2 separate regions of the Homo sapiens genome follow, and region 2 is linked to region 1. Evidence: chromatin contacts called from ENCODE Hi-C or POLR2A ChIA-PET data. All regions are on one chromosome and are shown on one strand. The core of a region is the stretch at or near the end of the contact, and the rest is flanking DNA. Distances in the headings are between cores, read along the strand shown.

Region 1 (2,926 bases), core at 305-2,804:
AAAAAAACGGGTTACACAATATTTCACTTCTCATAGGAAGTAAAAAACTGACTTTTCTAGTCTTTATTCCACAAAGTTGAAAATGCAGTTGAAACGTGTTATATCACTACGTGGGGTATACTCACAGAGGAAAATAATTTAGACAAGATAAGGGTTTTATTAACCTAATCTGTGAAAAGCGGTGGCATTCCAGTAAAACGTTTTCGTTTTAGAGTTGGTAGTGATAAAACTACCAACCAAGTCATCTACTGGATATTCATTGAACTACATGAACAAATTAGGGCTGTTATGAACACATCCCAGTCATCAAGATAGTAACAACTTTTAATCCCATAAAAGGTCAACACACAAAACCCGTTTATATCCTTCCCAATTCTGAAATTTTTAATGTAATAAAGACTTAGGTCTACTAAGGCCACTTGTAAAATAGTAGTCTACCTTTTTAAATTACTTCAAAATCCTTCAATGAAACTGAAACTTGTTTTGTAGACTGTAACTATATATACTTTATTGTACACTCATGTATCATTCATTTGGTATTGATATACCTAAAATGTAAGGCTGTTACAGCAGCAATACCATCACCAGCGAACATACAATAAAAGCTGCATGCGCATACAACAGCAGGGAGCGTATTTCAATCCTGTATAAACATTAGGTTCAACAAAATGAATACACAAATATGTACATATACGATGATAGTGCTGTATGCAACTAAGAAACATCCTAAAACACTATAACCTAGAGTTATTTGTTAGGCAAATATGGTATCAGGTCGTTTCATTTTAAGTTCTCCATTTCCGAGTGGAAAACCGTGAAATCGTACTACCTCATCTATGAGCAATTTATTGACATGTATAGCATTCATAGCATAGCATTCACTGTAGTATTTCTCTCCTAATTCATTGCAGTATTTCACAAATCGTTTCTCAAACTCAAAAGTCCCAGTTTTGCAGGCATAAAGGCCCTACGAATACAGCCTATGACAATGAAGGCCTGCCAATCTTCACAAAGAGGGCAGGTTATTATTAACATCACCATCTTTTGTGAAAGCGTGCCCGGCCCTGAAGAACCACCTTCGATTTTGCACAAGGTGGTGGCCGCGCCTGTGCGACAATCAGACCTGGTTCATTCCAGCCGCCTTCGTCTAGGTTCGCCTGGTTCTGAAGTCTTCCGGGACGACCTCAAACCCCCACAGTGACCAGGATGCCGACAAAGATTCCCTCGGGAATGGCACGAGTCTTGGGGAAGAGCTAAGCAGACCCTAAGGGCCCAGGCCGGGCCGGACGCCAAGGCGAGGCCCGGGACGCCCTTGGAGGTTAATCCTCTAGATACTAAGGGCTGCGGGGCGCTTGGGGGCGGCACTGAGGTAGGGCGTGGGAGAAGACCGGGGTGACCTTTCCTCCGGGGGTTCCCAGGTCCGAGACGGTCCTTAAAGGACCTCAGAAGGATACGACAACCATCCCATGAGGCCCCACGGGAACCAGCTACTCACCCAGGGGCAGAAACAGCAAGAGCAAGTGCCCTCAGCCGGCCTCACACAGGAAGGAAACGCAACCTGGGAGAGAACGCTTCCGGCGGGAGGCGCGGCGCACTCCCTCCCACGGAGCATGCGCGACCCGCGGTCGCCGGCGCGGAGGGGGCGTGCTCCCAGGCTTAGAAACAGTGAGGGAGAGCAAATTCGCGCACCTGATGTCTGCTTAAGCTACCTGCTAGACTGAGACTTTCTGCGAAGCCGGCGTGTCTGCGAGCAGCACTCGCTAAGGCTCTGCGTTTAACAGACACTACCTTTGGGAAGGCGCTTATCACAAAAAGTCCCTGCCCTTCTCGCGGGCTCGGGGCGCAACCCTGACAAATCGGGCAGCCTTCTTGAGAGTGCAGAAATGCTCTGCGTACCCAGCAAATACATTCTCTCCTTCCCACCACTCTGTGCAAACCCTCACGCCGCGGCTTTGTGTCTGTACTTTAGCCAAAACGCAGAAGCTTATGGCCACCCTCCACTCCTCACCCCTCATCCCTCACCACCTGCCTTTCAATTCTCGGGTGAGCTCACCCTTCTCCCCCATCTCTGTGCTGACAAACACCTCGGGGTGGCGCCTGACAATCTTTCCGCGAAAAGATTTAGCAGCCCACGCCACCAGACTCGGTAGTTAGGACGGAATAGGGCATCTGGTAACAGATTTTGCATTTTGGTGATTTCCCTTTTTCTTTCACCCCTTTTCCTTTCCAGAACGAGCGACGTGACACAAGAGGTCCCAAGGGAGCAAACCTGAAAGCCAGAGCCTCCTGAATACACAAACTGCCGGTGGGCCAGATGACATTAGACACTCCTGAGATACGAGAAGCATCACTTCCTTCAGACAGAGTCGGTGAGACTATGATGTAATGAGAGTTCTCCCTGTGTTCCTCAGGAAGGCAGCTTGTGCCTTTCTACTTGAGGCATCATCTTTGATGGCTAAAGAATTCTGCAGCTTGGCCAGCGCGGTGGCTTACGCCTGTAATCCCAACACTTTGGGAGGCCGAAGCGAGAGGATCACTTGAGGTCAGGAATTCGAGACCAGCCTGGACAACATAATGAGAAATCGTCTCTACAAAAAAAAAAAAAAAAAAAAAAAAAAAACCACCTAAAAATTAGCTGGATTTGGTGGCGCATGTCTGTAGTCCCAGCTACTTGGGAGGCTGAGGTGGGAGAATCGCTTGAGCGTGGGAGATCACGGCTGCAGTGATCAAGCCACTCCACTCCAGCCTGGGCGACAGAGCAAGCCCCTGTCTCAATAATAATAACAATTTTGCAGCCTGATTGTTAACGAATGTTACTAGTTACAAACTTGTAATAATGTGGTGAAGATAATACCTAGTTAATGTCTGCTGGGGTGGGGCAATAAGCTTCTATGTGCTTTACATGCATAACCTAAATATCTCCCCC
Region 2 (2,926 bases), core at 315-2,814, 58 kb before region 1:
TTTATATAATTACATATAAAAATGGGCAAATTCACAATACTGGAAGATTTTTAACTTATGTCTCATGTACTGCCACATCAGTGAGTTCTTAGGACCGGTGACAGCACCTGTGATCTCATGTACATACATGTATATAATTTAGATCTTAGTCCTTTGATGGTTATAGGGTTGCAAATATTTTCATTGTGGCTTGTTTTTTCACTTTGTTCATGTTACCCCGTGACACAGAAGCTTTAAGTCTGATTATAGTCAGACTTCTCTATTCTCTTTCCTTTGTAGTTTTTAATTTTTTGTGAATTGAGAAACTCTTCTCATGTGTCCTTAAGAAACAGACACATACAAGGATCTAATTTTTCTACTGTTTGTAAAAAGAATAAAAATAACATATACCTATACACATGCATTAGGTATCTGTTCACATATATTCACGGGATTGATAAACTCTATCAACTCCTGGACAGCAGGTTACCAATGACGGTGATAATGGGAAGTGGCCAGTGGTTGCTTAAGGCTGTACTTAATTAAAAAAAAAATGAAGCAAATGTGGAAATATATTAAAATTGCCTGTTAAATATGGGTGGAAGATAATGGGGCTATTTGTTTATATGTTTGAAATATTTCATACATTTAACAAACTACTTTAAAGAGCTTTCCAAACTATACTCTGAGATGTTAAAAATTAAACATCCAACACTTCCTCCTGTCTTTTGACCACTCCGTTGTTGGGCCACCCTATGTTCTAACCACTCACAAATCTTGTGCCTGATAAGATGATACAGTTAGAAAGATGAACCAACCAAGTATAAGAAAACAAAGAAAAGAAGATTCCAGTCACTGGGGGAGCAAGATTTAATTAAGAGGTACCATACCCTAATGGTTAAGAGTAGGCTCCATCACTTCTTTGTGTAATCCTGGGCAAGTTATTACAAAACTTCTCTGGGTTTCAGTTTCCTCAGCTGTAAAATAGGACTAATATGTACTCCTTAGATAAATGAGGATTAAATAAAACAATGTATAGCTCACCAAAATGCTTGGCACATAGCAAGCACTCTAAAAGTAGCTCATTTTGTTCTAAGATAATAGCTTTTAGATAAACCATGAAATAATGAGAACTCTTTTCATTAGGCAACTCTGAAGGCAATTCCCAAGTTAAAAAGCTTTTGAGTATAGGCAGCAACAGCAGAATAAGTTAACAGACTTCTAAAATAGCTTGAAAGAATGATACTTACTTATGCAGTTGTTTATTATTATATCCACCATTAATAGTATACTTGTAAATAACATCTATGTACTCTAAGCATTTTACACTTATAATTTTATTTCAAGACCAGCTGGGGCAAATGATGAGACCCTGATATGGTCTGGCTCTGTGTCCCCACCGAAGTCTCATGTTGAATTTAATTCCCAGTGTTAGGGGGAGGGACCTGGTGGGAAGTGATTGGATTATGGGGACAGACTTCCCCCTTGTTCTCATGATAGTGAGTGAGTTCTCTCAAGATCTGATGGTTTAAAAATGTGTGGCACTTCCCCCTTCACTCTCTCCCACTCCTGCTCTGCCATGGTAAGACATGCTTGCTTCCCCTTCGCCTTTGACCATGATTGTTAAGTTTCCTGAGGCCTCCCAGCCATGCTTCCTGTACAGCTTGTGGAACGGTGAGTCAATTAAACCTCTTTTCTTCATAAGTTATCCAGTCTCAGGTAGTTCTTTATAGCGGTTTGAGAACGGGCTAACACAGACCCCATCTCAACAAAAAAAATTTTGTTAACTAGCTGGGTGTGTCTAGCTACTCAGGAGGTTGAGGCAGGAGGATCACTTGAGCCAAGGAGTTCAAGGCTGCAGTGAGCTAGGATTACACCACTGCATTCCAGTCTGGCTAGAATGATGAGGCTGGTCAGCTAGAATGTAGGAGACTGTCAGTTCTGTCTCAAAACAAAAAACAAAAACTATTGCTGCTATATCATACAAAAGTAATTTCAGGTCAGTTTGTATAGGGAAAAAAGCTACCTCCTTAAAGTCAGACGAAATACTTTTATAGGGTATAAATTTTATCAGTGCTAATTCTTTTTATACTTAAAACCTTAAGCCAAAATCACTACACTATCTTTTTAAAATAAGCGAATCATGTTAAGGAATACCTATCAATAAAATAATTGTAAAAGAGTAGAACACAGTATCATTTCAAAAGCTTCAATCTTTTATTCAGAGAAGATGAACTCAAAGTCTGGAAGTTCATGTGAATTTAAAAAAAAAACAACAAAAAACCCTTATTTAGCTCCACAATGTATAAGTATGACAGTGCTCAGTTTACCAAATAAATATATGTGCTACTGATTTGAGGCATCTTTAACAAAATTAAATTAATTTTCTTCAGATTTTATTGAAGTAGCAGTAATCCTTCAGCATATAAATACCAACCAGTGGGAAATGACGAGATGTTCTCATGTCAGCAATTATCCAGAGAGCATTCGTATTTTGCAACATAAAACTGATTAGAGACTATACTTTGTGGTTTTATGAATAACAGAATTGCTAAAAATTCCCTGTATCTGCTGGGTGGGATGGCTCATGCTTGTAATCCTAGCACTTTGGGAGGCTGAGATGGGTGGATCTCTTGAGCTCAGGAGTTCTAGACCAGCCTGGGCAACATGGCGAAACCCCATTTCTACTAAAAATACAAAAAATTCGCTGGGTGTGGTGCATGCACCTATAGTCCCAGCTACTCAGGGGGCTGAGGCGGGGGGATCACTTGAGCCCAGGGAGGCTGCAGTGAGCTGAGATTGTGCCACTGCACTCTAGCCTGGGTGACAAAGCAGAGATTGTCTAAAAAAAAAATTCCCTGTAGCCATGAAAAATATAATCCTAAAAGAATTTCCAAAGACAGTACTAAGAAAGCAGAATACTGAATACTAAAATTAAGAGACATGT

Evidence for each region. A loop is a pair of places that touch in the nucleus more often than their neighbours do. ChIA-PET counts read pairs that join two places held with the same protein, here RNA polymerase II (POLR2A). Pooled maps may share reads with other maps.
Region 2: a loop to region 1 is called in a pooled map, with 7 times the contacts of the local background. The contact joins the enhancer-like site here to the promoter of ATAD1 in region 1. A Hi-C loop is called at or near these places in 2 of 168 maps with a recorded cell type or tissue (CD8-positive, alpha-beta T cell and endothelial cell of umbilical vein) and 11 of 50 pooled maps. POLR2A ChIA-PET finds 5 or more read pairs at or near these places in 13 of 52 experiments (AG04450, H1, HEK293T and 8 more).

What each region holds. Positions count from the first base shown.
Region 1 is chr10:87,816,672-87,819,597 of GRCh38, forward strand. It overlaps ATAD1 (ATPase family AAA domain containing 1), which reads right to left and starts at 1,555. Exons shown (of 10, transcript NM_001321967.2): 1 at 1,496-1,555. It also overlaps the pseudogene CFL1P1. RefSeq lists a silencer at 1,653-1,702.
Region 2 is chr10:87,758,832-87,761,757 of GRCh38, forward strand. All of the region lies in intron 8 of ATAD1 (ATPase family AAA domain containing 1), which reads right to left. Among named protein-coding and RNA genes, the nearest start is that of ATAD1, 58 kb to the right of the region's middle. Within about 2 kb of position 1,565, at least 2 of the 41 ENCODE cell types and tissues checked have a DNase peak (open chromatin) inside an H3K27ac peak, as active enhancers do; they include endothelial cell of umbilical vein, where a contact is called at or near this core.